Regions from separate parts of the Mus musculus genome. Here region 1 is linked to region 2. A link is a loop called in an ENCODE intact Hi-C map of the cell type or tissue named here. Cell type or tissue: heart. All regions are shown on one strand.

Region 1 (8,000 bases), 240 kb after region 2:
GAGGGCCAAGAGGGAATGGGAAGAAAGAAGCCAAGGCTGAGGCAGAGACACTCCGCAGATGTGAGATGTCCTGGCCAGTTAGGAAAGTGCCCAAGACTCCCGGTGAGTCTAGAGACAGGAGGCCAGCATAGGTCTTACTTTCTAATATAAAACCATGCATGCTCCAGAGAGTGACTTAGAACAGAAACTCTGAAAGATACCACAGAGAACTGCCCTCCAACTAGTGTGAGATGTCTGCATCTCCTCCGCGGAGGAGGACTTGGAAATCGTTTTCTTTTCCTGCCAGTGACTTGCCAGCGCTCCATTCTGCTGCTGCTTCCCCTCCATCAGTGAAGTCACATTTGCTGTTGGATAGGCTTCATGGGAAAGTCTCGAGTCGTCTGTGAGAAGAGGTTATTTACCGCACTTGGTTATTCTTGTGTTGAGCGAGTGTTAGCTCTTCAGAAAGTGTTTTGCATTTTTTTTCAAACGATGAGGAGGAAAATTGGGTTTTTATAGCCTAAAAAAATTTCTGCAATTTTTTTGTAGCTGTTCCGTCATCATGACTATTTACTATGTCTCCTCTCTACCTTTTGCTGCTCTGAGCCCCAGAGTTAACGTTGTAGCAATGTGTGAGGTGTGAGCTGGCAGTGGTAGGACTGACACTTAACAGCAGTTCAGTGGAAACTTCTCCCCTGCTACATTCAATTCATGGTGGAAAACAGAACTGAAGAGCTACCCTGACTCAAGAGGCCCTTCCCTTGTCTCACTGTGTGGGTCCTGTCCCCTCTCCCTGCATCAGTACAGTGTCAAGCAGAAGGCATGCAGGGAGCTCCCAGAGGGGCCCCGACACAGGAGCTTTTCCGTGACCTGGTGACACAGATTGCAGCCTGCCCACAACTTTCCCAGCACTATCACATTCCGGATATGGTCCTGCGGATGCCTCTCTGGCTAGGCTCAAGGGATTGAACTTGTGGAATTTTGGCTAAGTGCCATGGTTCCCCCATTGACTATGGTCCCTATAGATCATGGTCCCCCGAATTGACCATGACCCAGCATCCCAAATCGCTTCCCACTAAGCACATGCCCTGGTTGCTATGGGCCAAATCTCATGGCTTTTATGTCTCAGTTATGTTCAGTCTTGCTTGGGAAGTGACATCTCAGGGAACTAGATGACAGCAGGACACAGCTGGCTCAGGATCACGTCCAGAACAGAGATTTTTCTGTTGCTATTTAGCTTGGGACAGAGGCATCAGCCAGGTGCTAATGGGGCCTCAAGGGCTTGTGCCAGGGACCTGGGTTGTATTCTGCCTGGGATTTTCCGTTCCTTGGGTGGGGTGTGTTGTGCTGTTGTTTATCTCAGAATCCTGTCTCTAGTGTTGATGTGTGCCAAACACTAGCTGAATAACTTCTTCAAAGAAGGTGTAGAGGGTGCATCCCAAGCTTTAATTTGTGTTGGCCATCGGATTCCCTCTATTTTCTGTGAAAACACACGGAGATCCTCTTACCCAGGTTTTGTTTCAGGTGTGAGCAAACATTTTTGCATGTGCTGTGGTTCCCTTGAAGATCCATGATCCTATTGTTTAAAATGTAAACAAAACAAAACAAAACAAAACCGTGAAAGCCTCACTGAGACAAGGGTTCCATGCTGACCCTCAAAACAGCCACAACTTATCCATTTAAAATATTTTGCTAAACTTTAGCATAATATAATACATGCTAAAATTTAAAAAGATATACTTTCAGTTCTATTTTGTACAGAAGTATGCTTTGCCTGCATGCATGTATGTACACTAAATGTGTGCCCAGCATCCACAGAAGCCAGAACAGAGCATCTAATCTCCTCAAACCCAAGTTACAGCTGGTTGTGAGCTGCCATGAACCAAACCTGTGTCTCTGCAAGAGCAGCCAGTGCTCTTCACCACTGAACCATATCTACAGCTCCCTAGATCAACACTGTAGACACAGAATTTTAATTCATCATTCAGAATAAACTCACTACATAGCCCAGGCTACCCTAAAACTAGCATCCATCCTCCTGCTTCAGCTTCCTAAGTGCTAGGATTAGAGTCACCACCCCTGGCCATCGTGATTGCTTTTGATAATAGGAGTTTTTGATGATAACTTATTTTAGGCACATTTTATGTTCCCTTTAGTTTTTGTACTTGGTAATTGTTCCTTGAATTTAGAAATTCCCTACTATTTCAACCTCGCATGTTCTAGTTGCTTCCTATTTGACTTTCTTGCTGAGACTTGAGGGAGCTGAATCTTAAGCTCTTTTTGCAGTGTTGGAAGAGGCTGGGACATGATTGGGTATTACAAAGGGACCCTTTCTTTCCACATTTTACGGGATCTTTATGTGCTTGCTGTAGATAATACGGTAAGCAAACATTTTAAGTTCCTCCAGCATGAAACTCTATTTCAAGCCTAATTTGGAATGGCTAGTGTCAGCCCCGAGATGACTCTGAGGCCTGCCTCCCTTCATCTTCATAAACAATGGCATTTTGTTCCTCTCTTCAAGTTCCAAGTTTTACTGGGGAAAATAGCCGTAATGGTGTTCCTTGTTGTATAATCTTTTTTTAAAATTTTTTTTATAGATACAGATTGAATTTTAGAAGTCCATTTATAGTTAAAATTACTTTAGGGGCTAGAGAAGATGAGTTTTTAAAAATTATTATTATTAATATTGGCACATACTTATTAGGCAAAGTGGGATAATTGACATCTGCATTTGGTGTGACAGTCAGGTCAGATCAGGATGGCCAACATCTCTGTCTCTTCAGGCATCTACTGTCTCAGTGCTGAAAACCTACAGACTCCTCTCTCTATGACTGACATAATTAATTTCTTGTAACAATGAAGCCACAAAGCGTGGTTGCATTGAATTTTTTTTGTGTAATATTTTACAAGCTTCTCTTTCTGGCTCTCCCTTCCCTTCCTCCGTTGCTGGGATGAGAATGCAGGGATCCACAAGCTAGGGAAATGGTCTGTTGCTGAGCTGAACCCTCAGATCCTTGCCTTCAGCGTTGCTGGCTCACTGTCGTGGTGAAAAGCCATGGTTGTGGTGGTCAGTTGTGACCACCCTGTCCTTGGTGCTTGTCGCACACTGTGGGAACTGGATGACAAGGGGGTCTTCCTCCCCCACTTTGTGCTTGGCCTTGAGCTTAAGGGTGGTCACAGCTGGAATGGTGCCCACTGCAGCTGCAGCATCTGGTGTGGAAACTCCTGGCTCTGACATGTCCAGCTCGCTGCTCTTCTCTCTTCCCTGGCAGAAAACTGTGAGAAGCAGGATGGAGCCATTTGGTTCCAGCGCAGTGTGCGCCATGTGCTAGCTTGTTGTATAGTTGTGTGAGCGCTTGTCCCGTCTCTCTATTCTGCTTCTGTTCTCATGGTAACATTAGAGAGGGCACTGGGTATCCGATTATGAACATGCAGTCTTTACTAGAAAAAAAAATGAGAACATTAAAAAATGAGGAATAGCAAAAGGCTTGTGAAAGGAGGCGTCACTTCCCTCAGTTACTTGATTGCAAAACTCTTGGGAGATGTGGTTGCTTAAGCCCTCCACTGACATTTGGGGAAGAATGTGTTCTTGTGGTGAAGGCTGGTCTGGGAATTCAGATTTCTTCCTTTCTGTTCCCAGGAGTGTGAGGGGTCACCAGTGACATGTGACCAGTCAGCTCAGGATGGGTGTTGAACTTTCTGGACACCATGAACATAAGAGGGTCCGATTCCCCGGCTGACATCATGCTGTGGATTCGTTTAATATGCTACTGGGAACCAGATTGCTCTAGTGACCCAGATAAAGAAGGGACCTGGGGTGGGCTGACTTCATTTCTAATTCTGCTTCAGAGCTGAGTCAGTGGAAATCTGGTAGGAATCAGGTCATCTGGCTCCCTTCCCCGCCTCGTTCATTCCATGATTAAAATGGGAAATAAAAAAACCTTATCTCTGCTGGTCTTCTGGAGATACTGCCAATATCAATTAAGGACTAAAAATACTCCGCAGACACACTAGAAAGTTCTCCGCCAATGTTCCATTTTCGAGTCCTCCCCAGCTCAGTTTGGGTTATTTGAGAATTTGCAATTCAATTTTTATTTTATTTTACTTATTTATTTTATTATTATTTTGGGGGCCATCTGTTCAGAGTTCGGTCATAGTCTCTTTTGAGTTGTCTTTTTCTACATCTGAAAACCCTTCGAGAGAGCACTTTTGCTGCTAGCAGTTCTCACAGCTCCTCGGTTCCACCACCATGACAGGCTAAGGGTGAACGTATGTTTCACTCTGCCTTTGGACAAGTCTTGGTGGGGATTTCCTTCCTCAGCGCTCACTGGGCGTCTGGGAGGAGGATCCCACATCCATATGTGTGTGCTTGAATCTGCTCCTTCCAGTTGGTTTCATTGCTGCTGGCCCAGGGGTGGAGGAATGTACTATGTCCCCTCTCCTTTTGTCTTTATAAAGACCCAGAGGATCGGTGAGACCCTGAAGCAACTGAACAGTTTGGAGGGAAGCGGGTCTTTGAACATGCTCCCTTGTCTCGTTTGATCACGTGATGGTGGAGACCTTTTAAGCACCTCATGGCGCGTGAAGTGCTACTTGAGGGGGTGGGGAGTGGCAAATAGGGTCCTAACCAGGTCATTTCCCTTTGACTTTGCACTAATGAAGCTTAGAGAAAACCCTTGAGTCTTAAGCAACCCTGCCGGCCCACTCTAGAGTCTCTCATGCTTTGAAATGAGCTTTAGCAGGTTACCTACAGAGTAAAGATAAAATGTGTTTATGGGTTTTTTTTTTGTATTGATAATCTAAATATGCCAGTCTCTAAAACATCCCTCCATCAGACCCTTAGCTCCCTTTTGCTGCTACAAGGTACTCTAATCTCTCTAGGTTCAAAGGTTGGTGTCTCCTTCCTGTGTGTTCCCACCTTACAGTTTTTTTTTTCTTTCCTGTGACACCCAGCCCTGCTCCCCAGTCTTTCTCCAGCCCGCAGTGCATAGCAGTCTGACTCCTTTTGTCTCTGCCCATATTTATTTTGCATTCATCTTTGGAAGGTCAGCCTAAGGTCCAGAGCAGCACATTTTTTTTCTCTGTCTCTCGACTTTCTCTGTTTTTTGTTCTTTCCCAGTGTATTACAGCCCTTGTCAAACATTTATGCCATGAATGATAGTTCTTATTTTAAAAATCATGTTTCTTATTTCTTTTCTGATCTGGGGCAGAGGCCACCAGTAAACTTTCATCTTTTCGTTGGAAAAAAAAAATTACTGTTGAAAAGGAGACTGATCTAAGCCCACCGTCAAGCTATTGATCATTTGTGTGCTGAGATCAGAGCTGTGTCTCTGCTTATCAGTACCTGCAAGGGTCTAAAAAGAGAGACACGGATGGGCTGCTCAGAATGTCATCTGTTGGGAGCAAAAAGGTACCAGTGGCTGGGTGAGATTATAACCAACTCAATGAATAAAACTCAAGTATTTTTTTTATTTTATAGACTTTACATATTATACAGCTCCTAGTATCTACAAGCCATTATGTCAGGTGATAAATATTAGAAATCTAACATGGAACATCTGGAGAAGGTTTCATCCTTCATTTTCATATACTCATCGTATTCTCTTACGGTGCTGGGAAGGACTTAGAAAGGTTTATACTTTAGTCCATTTCCTTTGGCAGAACAGCCAATAGAATGAGCAGATGGGTGGGTGGGTGGGTGGGTGGATGGATGGATGGATGGATGGATGAGTGCATGCATGGGACGGTGGTTGGCATGTTGGATGTATGTGTAGATGGATGAGTAGATGGGTATGTGGGTAGATGGATATAGAAGGGAGATAGGTGGGTGGATGTGTGGACAGGTGGGTTTGTAGACAGGTGGGTGGATGTATGGACAGGTGCGTGAGTGGGTGGGTATATAGATGAGTAGGTAGGTAGATGTGTGGATAGGTGGGTGGTGGATATGTAGACAGATGTGTGGGTGGGTGGGTACGTGGATGGATGGATAGATGGGTGGATGGATGGATTGGTAGGTAGGTGAGAAGAGATTTGCTCATAAAATTGGCTCCTATGATTGGGAGGCTGAGGAGTTGTACCACATGACTCCTGAAAGCTGGTGACTTAACGAATTTAAGGCTGGAAGCCTGAGAGCCTGGGACTGCTGGCAAAATCTGTGTGTCTGAAGACTGGAGATCTGAACTTGTGGTGTAAGGACCAAGAATTGCCCTCTGCTTTGTTATGGCTCACACCTCCGCTGTCTGATGCTCCAGCCTATGACACTCAAAGGCAGGTCTCCCTCAGTCTGCCCACTAATGGAGATGCTGTTCTTAGCACAACACCTTGCAGGCACAGCCAGGAGTCATGCTTCACCAGAGTTCTGGACTCGACGTGGTCAAGTTAACACCTCAAACCGTCCATCTCAGCTGATCCTTTTTCTTACCCTGACTGACCTGTGTGTTGCCCCACAGGGAGAAAGAGGCTTGCCAGGGTTGCAAGGTGTCATTGGATTTCCCGGGATGCAAGGACCTGAGGGGCCACATGGACCACCAGGACAAAAGGTAAGCTTGACTGGAATGGGGGGAGGGTGAATGGCAGATGGCGCCCATCTTGTGACAGTGACCTGAGCCCTCCTCATGGCATTTCTGTTCTGCTGTAGGGTGATGCTGGAGAACCTGGACTTCCTGGCACAAAAGGGACGAGGGTAAGTCGAAAATCTGGTGACTCTGACAGAGGACCGAGGCGTCATGAGTGGGGTGCAGCCTCCACCCCAGGGCTGCCTTTCTATGTTTCCTCTATGCCTTCCCTCCTGCCTCTCTGCAGTGTCGTGGGCCATCACCCCTCTTTCCCGTGTGCTGGTGCTGCGTGCAAGCAGAACTCTTGCTGTATGAGTTTGCTTGCTCCTGTTTACTTCTTGAAGGGTCCCTTAGAGACATTTAAATTTGGGAGAGGGGGTAGCTAATCCAAGTCACTAGAGGACGAGAGGGCATCATTGACAGTGAGGAGACATTGTTAGAGCCAAGCTCTCTTTACTCTCTCTGCTTCATCCTTTTCAGAAAGCCCCAAGATGAAGCTCTCTGAGTTTCATCAAGTACAGAAGCAGTGACATGAAGTGTTGGGCCATGGTTACATAGCAAGAAAGGGGTGGGGCACTGGTGTCAGCGGAGACTCCCTGGCATTCCACAAGGGCTCACAGGGCAGAGAGAGAAATGTGATTGTCACTCTCCGGATATAGTTGACCATACCTGACTGTTTAGGAATTGGAAGAAAGAGACTCCTACCACGAATACATTTGAGTCTATTCTACAAACACTTCTTCATAAGTGTTAACAATTTTAATGTGAACAAAACATTAATTTTTAACTCAGATCCCACAAGAGATTTAATGGGGGCAATGGTTATTTCGGGGCATTCACAGCTTTGATTTTGGAGGCAAGAAACAGTGAGCTTTTGACAACAACAACAACAACAAACAAACAAATTTCAGCCTGAATCTTGAGCTGAGTCTCAGTGCTTCTTTCCCAGAATGCTCTCTGCTCGCGCTCATGTTCTAAGCTTGAACTGGGAGGATGAAGAGAGACACGAGGTTTCCTGTAGCTGGCTGAAAGGCCTTTGTTCTGTCTTTGCAGGGACCCCCTGGAGCAGCTGGCTACCCTGGGAATCCCGGACTTCCTGTATGTATACAAAACGCACGCATCAATTTCATGAAATATCTTACCACCTGGTGAGTTCCTATCTTTCTGACTTCTTCATTTGATTGGTTGTAGGGTATTCCTGGCCAAGATGGCCCTCCAGGTCCCCCAGGTATCCCAGGATGCAACGGTACAAAGGTAAACTTAAACCCTCCCCTCCCTTGGGCATGTGCTTCTAACTTCACACATGACCAGTCACTGGGAAGTTCTTTATCTGGAAGCTTGCTTACTTTGATGGGGGTAGGGGTGGGGGATAAGGGAGTGGGAGGGTAGGGAAGGGGGACGATGCAGTTTTTCACATTAAATGTGTGGGAAAGATAACAGTTCCTTTCTACTAGTATACTTTAGCCT
Region 2 (8,000 bases):
ACCCCAGAGTGGGGTCCTGCAGCTTCTCAGTCTGATACCTGCCTGGTGGCAGCGGCAGACCCCAGCATACTAGAAATATCAGTACAATGGGACAACCACCAACTACACCCATAGCCACAGAGATGAGCTGGCCTGAGGCATCTGTAAATAGTAGAGTGTGAATATCCAAGCCCTTTGGAGCTCAGAATATCGTGAGTGAGCCCTGACACTGGATAGCGAGTTCTTTGTATTACTAGAGAGTGTTTTTGCTTTGTTCAGATTGTGAGTGTGTTCAGGTTCGTCCCTCCTGGAGCAAGCCAGTAAGCAGCTCCCGAGTGGCATCTGCATAGCCCCTGCCTCCAGGTTGCTGCCTTGAGTTCCTGCGACTCCCCTGGATGATGGAACTGTAAGCTGAAATAAACCCTTCCCTCTCCAAGTTACTTTTGGTCATGGTGTTTAGCCACAGCGATGGAAACCCTGTCTAAGACAATACTAGCAAAGAATGTGTGAATGGGACGGACATCCCATCCTATGAGGATAATAAGGACAGAACTTGGCTGTGGGGGGCAGTGGGTCGTCTTCTGTCTGTCACTGGGCTCATCATATCTCTTAGGCAAAAAATTGCGAGGGTGTTGCTGTGTTGACAGTTTTTCCTGTAAGCTCCATTTAAAGTAAAGATTCGTTTTAGTATCTTTATCCAGGAATCCCTTCCTCAAAGTCCTTTGTCCTCTAGGTCTCTTATAGCCAGTAAGTTAGGTTAATTTATGAATGAGATCTTTCTTTAAAAACCCATTAATGCATTTGTTGAGAAATTTCTTATTTTTTCCTTATCTTTTTTTTCTCCAGTTATAAAATATAACTTGGATTTTCCTTCATGAAGAGTGACATCCAGTGCAGGCTCACAAGCCACGGGCTAAGCCACGACAGACTGGAAACTGAGAGGAGAGAAAGCATGAGGGCCTTCCTCGAATCCTCACAGCCCCCTCTGTTGTGATAAAATGTGTACACACACCACTCTCATACACTCCTCTCTCTCACATATGTGCATGCACACATGTACACATCCATCCACAGACCTCTTTCTCACACTCACATGCACACACACACACACACCTCTCATACACACATACCTCTCACATACCTCTTTCACACATACCCATGTGCATGCACACACATACATACCTTTTTCTCTCTCACACACATACACACACCTCTCTCTCTAACACATACACATCTCTCCCACACATATATACCTCTCACACACACATGTGCACGTGTGCACACACGCACACACACACTTCACACATACCTCTCTCACACACATATAGATGCAAGTGTGTGTGCACATGTGTGCATGCATACATACCTCTCCCTCTCACACACACACACCCTCTCTCTCACACATATACATCTCTCTGTCACATGCACACAAGCACACATGCACACAACACACCTTTCTCTGTCTCACACCTCTCCTTCTTCCCCTTGCTCCCCCTTCTCTCCCTCCCCTCTCTCTCCACACATAGACACACACACACACACCTGGCACCTTCCATGTGGTGCAGTGATCTCACCATTGAGGCTAGTGAATTCTGCTTCAGGTACAATGAAGTGTTTTAGGACCTCTGGCCACTCAGGGGTTTCTGAGACAACACAGACATTGTATTTAGAACAAGTTGGTTTTCTTTGCAAAAGTAAATAGCCTGTGTGAGGGCAGGCTCAAAGTCACTGTGCCACTTACCAAATGTCGGAGAAGTTCTTAGTTTAGACAAACCATGAGAACGGTAATTGAGAAGTAGATGTGTGTGGCCGCAGGTCGTCCTGAAGAAAGCTGAGGAGAGATGACACTCCAAACAGAGAGAGAACAGTTTGTCTTAAGAGAGGCGGGGACGGGAGCAGGCTTTAAATCACGTGGTTACACTCCCCACTGCTGCTGCCTCATCACAGGTCACCCTGCACTAGAACTCAGACAGGCTGTTTCTGTCCTTTCCCATCAGTCCTGATGCTCTCTATCCTGGAGGAAGAGGATGAAATTGCTTCCTCCATCACACCTGCTGAGCTGTCAGAACACTGTAGCAGGGCTGAAACAATGTTTCTCCTGACTGGAAGGAAAAGCAACTGTCACAGTAGCTCTGTGTCCCTTGGAGGTATGTTTGTGTCCCTTCCCTGGTGCCGTGATTGTAACAAGGCCAACTCTTGGGAGGCCGCCCTGTTCTGTGGGACAGTAGTAAGGATTATAACTAACTTTGTCCTACTTCTTTTTTTTTTTTTAAGATTTATTTATTATTATATCTAAGTACACTGTTGCTGTCTTCAGACACTCCAGAAGAGGGCATCAGATCTCATTACGGATGGTTGTGAGCCACCATGTGGTTGCTGGGATTTGAACTCAGGACCTTTGGAAGAGCAGTCGATGCTCTTAACCGCTGAGCCATCTCACCAGCCCCCTTTGTCCTATTTCTGACCTTAGTGAAAATGGTTTTAAAATTAGAATGAGCAGGTCATGGAAGCAGGTGCCTGTAACCTAACACTTAGGAGACCCTATCTCAAAACTACAAGATAAAATAAAAGTTTAAAACTAAACAGGAAACATGAGGGTTTATTTATTTATTTTTTAATTAGGTATTTTCTTCATTACATTTCAAGTCCCCCATACCCTCCCCCACCCACTCCCCTACCCACCCACTCCCACTTCTTGGTCCTGGCATTCCTCTGTACTGAGGCATATATAAAGTTTGCACGACCAATGGGCCTCTCTTTCCACTGATGGCCAACTTGGCCATCTTCTGATACATATGCACCTAGAGACACGAGCTCTGGGGGGTAATGGTTAGTACATATTGTTGTTCCACCCATAGGGTTGCAGATCCCCCCCAGCTCTTTGGGTACTTTCTCTAGCTCCTCCACTGGGAGCCCTGTGATCCATCCAATAGCTGACTGTGAACATTCACTTCTGTGTTTGCTAGGCCCCAGCATAGTCTCACAAGAGACAGCTATATCAGGGTCCTTTCAGCAAAATCTTGCTAGTGTATGCAATGGCGTCAGCATTTGGAGGCTGATTATGGAATGGATCCTCGGATATGGCAGTCTCTAGATGGTCCATCCTTTCGTTTCAGCTCCAAACTTTGTCTCTGTAACTCCTTCCATGCGTGTTTTGTTCCCAATTCTAAGAAGGGGCAAAGTGTCCACACTTTGGTCTTCGCTCTTCTTGAGTTTCATGTGTTTCACAAATTGTATCTTATATCTTGACTATTCTAAGTATCTGGGCTAATATCCACTTATCAGTGAATACATATCATGTGAGTTCTTTTGTGATTGGGTTAAGGTTTTATTTTTGATAAATGCCTTCTTACCAGGTGTGGTGGGTTGAATTCCCTCACAGTCTTGGGTATCTGACACTCGGCCAACAACTGGTAGCTCTGTGTGATGAGTCATAGGTGGGGTAGTGGTTTGAAAGAGAATGACCGCTAAAGGTTCATGTTTGAATACTTGGTTCCCAGTTTAGTATTGTTGGGAAGAGTTAGGGGTGTGGCCTTGTTTGAGGGGGTGTTTCAGAGACTCAGACCTCCCCATTAGCTCTCTCTGCTTCCTGCCCACGCTTCAGGATGCATGGTCTCAACTACTGCTCTGGCGCCAAGCCTGCTGCTGTGCTCCTGCCTTGCTGCTGTGCTCCCCATCCTGCCTGCTGCTGTGCTCCCCATCCTGCCTGCTGCTATGCTCCCCATCCTGCCTGCTGCTGTGCTCCCCATAACCCTAACCCTCTGCAACGCTCAGAGCCCTAAGTGAGAAAACATATTTGCTAAGTCCTGACCCAACCCTGGGCTAAAACTAAGGTCAGCCTGACCCTCCGGTATGCACAGGGCGTTTCAGGAACCATAACTCACCTGTCATTGTTCCATATTTCTACCCCCAAGGATCCAATCAAATAGAAACACCATGGTGGCACAGGAGTGCCCTATTCTTAGTGAGAGTTCATGTTCTGTCATGCTTGCTAACAGCCATTGTAGCTATGTCAAGGGGAATGTTATCATGATAAACCCCTGGGTCACTTGGCTTGGGCCACCTCTTCAGACTTGTAGTCACAGGAGTGTGTACCCCTGGCCAGCCTGTGTGACTCAACAAAAATTATAAAGACTTCAAACTCACAAGAAGCTCATCCTGGCTGTTTCCTGGGTGAGAACAGCCCGGCTACAACAAGCTCCAGGGTAAATGTTTTCTGTTAGAAGTTGTCTTGGTCATCATGTTTTGTCATGACAAAAGCCACTAGTACACCAGGAAAAGAAGAAGTCCCTTTTAATGTGTGTTTTTAAAGACTTAAAGAAAGAAAGAAAAAAACCCTACAGGACTGGGATATCACTCGGGGTAAACGCTGAGTCGTGGGTAGCAGGCTAGTCACCAGGGACCAGGGCAATGTCCATGAATTGAGCCTGGGCTGCCCTCTGCTCAGGTGGCCCTGCACACAGTTCCAAAAAACATCTCCAGGAGGGGCTGTTCAGTTGGAGGGGGGCTTGCAAGAAGGGAGGGCAGAAGCTCACGTCATCTCCACACTCATATCCCGTGGCAGGACTCTTGCTGTGAGAGAAGACATCCCCCCAAAACCCCCATCAGCCCTTTCTGTCTGGGGCTGCAGAAGGCTCTGGCTACCACCAGTAGGGGGCGCAAGAGGCATACATGGAAGTCACTATTTTTGATTAGACTCATTTGGGCTAGTGTGTTGGTGACTTTCACACATCGCTGCACATTAATAACATCTGTGTCTGGGGCTGTGGGATCTTTACAAATACTACTATCTGTGGAAAGACTTGAAGAGTCGTTTCATCAGAGGTACACAAAGAGCAAACCTGTAAAAAGGTGCTTAGCATCTTGAATCACTGGGACAATGTAAATCAAAACCAGAGGAGGAAACCCTGACTTGACAGCAGGGTGAGTGGAATAAAAAAAGACCAAATGTAGACAGGATAAGTCAGAACTGCCACGATGGCCAACAGTGGGACACTTGTGGCCAGAGCCAGGGAGCACAACCGATAGGAAGTGGATCAAGACCTGGGGTCCACATTGGCTCATAGCAGGACAAGCATGGCCAGAGCCAGGATACCAAAGAGCCTGAGTGTCCGACAGGACGTGGTCAAGACGTGGGGTCCACACTGAAATGATAAAAAGCCACACCAGTGCCACTTCTGTTGGAGGAGCCAGATTATGAGCTAAACTATGAGCATGTTTATAAAAATTTGGGAAATTAAATTAGTCTGTAATGGCAGAGGCTCATGGTTGGTGGAGACTAGGGAGGATGGAGAAAGCCAATATAAGATGTGACCCAGGAGTTTAAGAAGCCCCATGGGACAATTGATGTCCTCATTCAAGCGGTGGTGCCATGGCTGGACATGTGTCAGATGTATCTAATTACACACTTTAAAAGTGTATACTGTTCCTCTTAACTACACTTCAGTAATCAAAAATAAAAATTAGGGTTGTGAGATAGATGGCTCAGTGGGTAAAGGTATCTGTCATCATGTTTGATGACCTGAGTTTAGTCCCCAGGAAGAGAGCGATGACTATTGGAAGTTGTCCTCTAACTTCCACATGCTTGCTGTGGCACTCACTCACACACACACACACACACACACACACACACACCAGCTGTAATGAATACACTGGCCATTCAGTTGTTAAACTCGGGACTTGGTGTAGTGATTGGTGATTTCTGAGAATTAAACTCTTGGTTATATGTAGCTCCTAAATTATTCGAGGCTCATGCTAATACTCACATCAGCAGTTCAAAGTATGGTTTGTTCCTGGGCATTACCACTTGGTTCTTTTAGGGGTCTAAATAGCAGTAGAGTTGATAACTGGTTCACTTGAGGCTGGAAATAGTCAGCCACACACACTGGGACACCCTCCCAGAATGTCATGTATGTGCTAGAACCTTGATAGAGGCTTCCTGGCTCTGTTCTCTAATGCACAAAATAGGGGTGTCATGGTTTGGATATGCTTGGCCCAGGGAGTGGCACTATTTGGAGGTGTAGCCTTGCTGGAATAGGTGTGTCACTGTGGGCAAGGGCTTTAAGACCCCCCATCCTAGCTGCCTGGAAGTCAGTATTCTGCTAGCAGCCTCCAGATGAAAATATAGAACTCTCAGCTCCTCTTGCGCCATGACTGCCTGGATGCTGCCATGTTCCTGCCTTGACGATAATGGACTAAACCTCTGAACCTGTAAGCCAGCCCCAATTAAATGGTGTCCTTACAAGTCTTGCCTTGGTAATGGTGATTGCTCACAGCAGTAAAACCCTAACTAAGACAAGGGGGTTAGACTGGGGTATAGGCCCATGGCAGAGCACTCCTTTAGCATGCATGAGGACCTACAGCCTGGCAAGTGCCATCTGCATTTCAGACACAGATACTTCAGGGCTACACCACAGAGAATTCCCAACATCAAGGAGGAAGCCTCAACCAGAGTTTTGGGAGCCCAGGGTTCCAGTGGACAGAGAAGTGCCCTAGGTTCTTCCTGGTCCTATGAGAGACTGTCTTTGTTCCCTAGGCTGCCCAGGTCACAGTTTAAAACTGGGAGATAAAACCATGTTTGATGGCTCAGTGGTTAAGAGCACTGACTGCCCTTCCGAAGGTCCTGAGTTCAAATCCCAGCAACCACATGGTGGCTCATAACCACCCATAATGAGATCTGGCCCTCTTCAAGTGTGTCAGAAGACAGCTACAGTGTACTTATTGATAATAATAAATAAATCTTTAAAAAAAAACCACGTTCGTTTCTCTTGTATAACCTAAAAGTGTCTGTGTCTCTAAGCCCTGAGAATGAACACTAAATCACAAGATGAGATGCAAGAATCTGGTCCATTTTCCCTCAGAAATGCTGACCGTGGCTTAATGCTGACCGTGGCTTGTCCCCCAGGCAGAGAAGTGCAGTGAGACTGGATGGAGAGGTTCCCAGGTGACTGCTAAGACAAAACTGTAGCCTGTGAGCCTTGTGAGGAAGCAATGGAACTTTTGGGTGGTGGGACCTGTAGGTCGCTGGGGTGTGTTTGAAGGCAGCTGTGGCTCCCTCCTGCTACGCCTCTCAGCTGCTGTCCTCCATGGTGTTTCTGTCTCGCCATGGGCTTATAAGCAAGAGTCTTGCGATCACGGACTGAAACCACAATCCAACATGGCTCCGTCCTTCCTTTAGTTGGCTCTGTCTGGATTTTGTCAGTGATGAGATGTTAGGGGACACACGAGGCCTCTCGTTACGGTTGTCCAGACCCATGAATGTAAAACATGACAGTGAGCCGTCCCAAAAGCCGGACTTTAGTTAGCAATACTGTATTAGGGACTCATAATGAGAATGGGTGTGCAATGCTAAAGCTGGACACTGCCAGCTTCTCATCAGTGCAACAGAATGCCTGGGGAAACGAAGGAGGAAGCTAAGCCTCAGAGGTGTGGTTGGTCCAGGGGTCTCTCGGCCTTTGGGTGTGGTCTGTGCAGTGTGGAACATCGAGCGGGAGAACATCGAGTGGGGAGATCATAACATGGCGAAGCTGCTCACCTGAGGAGGGTAAGGGACCAGAGCAGGTGTATCTTTTTTTTTGGGGGTGGGGGTGGGGGGTGGGGGTGAGTGGGTTTTGAGACAGGGTTTCTCTGCGTAGCCCTGGCTGTCCTGGAACTCACTTTGTAGACCAGGCTGGCCTTGAACTCAGAAATCCACCTGCCTCTGCCTCCCATGTGCTGGGATTAAAGGCGTGCGCCACCACCGCCCCGCTAGCTGTATCTTTTTAGTTACCTAGAGATCTAAATTCTCCAGCTAGGCCCCGCCTCGCAATAACGCCTTGGTATTGAGTCCATGAAGGATCCTACCACTACTAGTTCAGAGCCCTTGAATGCAAAAACACAGCTCTCACCACAAAGGGGTAAGGCAGCTTATTCTTGAGCAAGATGTGAGTGCTGGTGTCCCAGGAACACAGACTCAGGGCGCCTGAAAGACATATTCTGCTTTGGGAATGGCTAGAAGAGATTTTATTAGTTACAAAGGAAGT

The links. Hi-C counts contacts between places; a loop is a spot of excess contacts. Peaks named below come from ENCODE experiments on the same cell type or tissue, not always from the same donor. Only the 100,000 strongest peaks of a DNase experiment are listed, where the experiment ranks them.
Region 1: it touches region 2 in a loop (2.2-fold over the local background); 10 of 42 quality-filtered maps call a loop at or near these places.

Annotation. Positions count from the first base shown.
Region 1 is chr8:11,245,524-11,253,523 of GRCm38, reverse strand. It overlaps Col4a1 (collagen, type IV, alpha 1), which reads left to right. Exons shown (of 52, transcript NM_009931.2): 3 at 6,429-6,518; 4 at 6,617-6,661; 5 at 7,587-7,631; 6 at 7,725-7,787. Among named protein-coding and RNA genes, the nearest start is that of Gm32709, 12 kb to the left of the region's middle. In heart, no CTCF peak of the experiment used is centred here; DNase peaks (open chromatin) are centred at 1,023, 1,173, 3,133 and 3,693; H3K4me3 peaks cover 709 bases; H3K27ac peaks cover 2,385 bases.
Region 2 is chr8:11,482,879-11,490,878 of GRCm38, reverse strand. No RefSeq gene overlaps it. Among named protein-coding and RNA genes, the nearest start is that of Rab20, 8.2 kb to the right of the region's middle. In heart, a CTCF peak has its summit at 4,624 (motif pointing right); a DNase peak (open chromatin) is centred at 4,488; H3K27ac peaks cover 385 bases; H3K27me3 peaks cover 1,498 bases.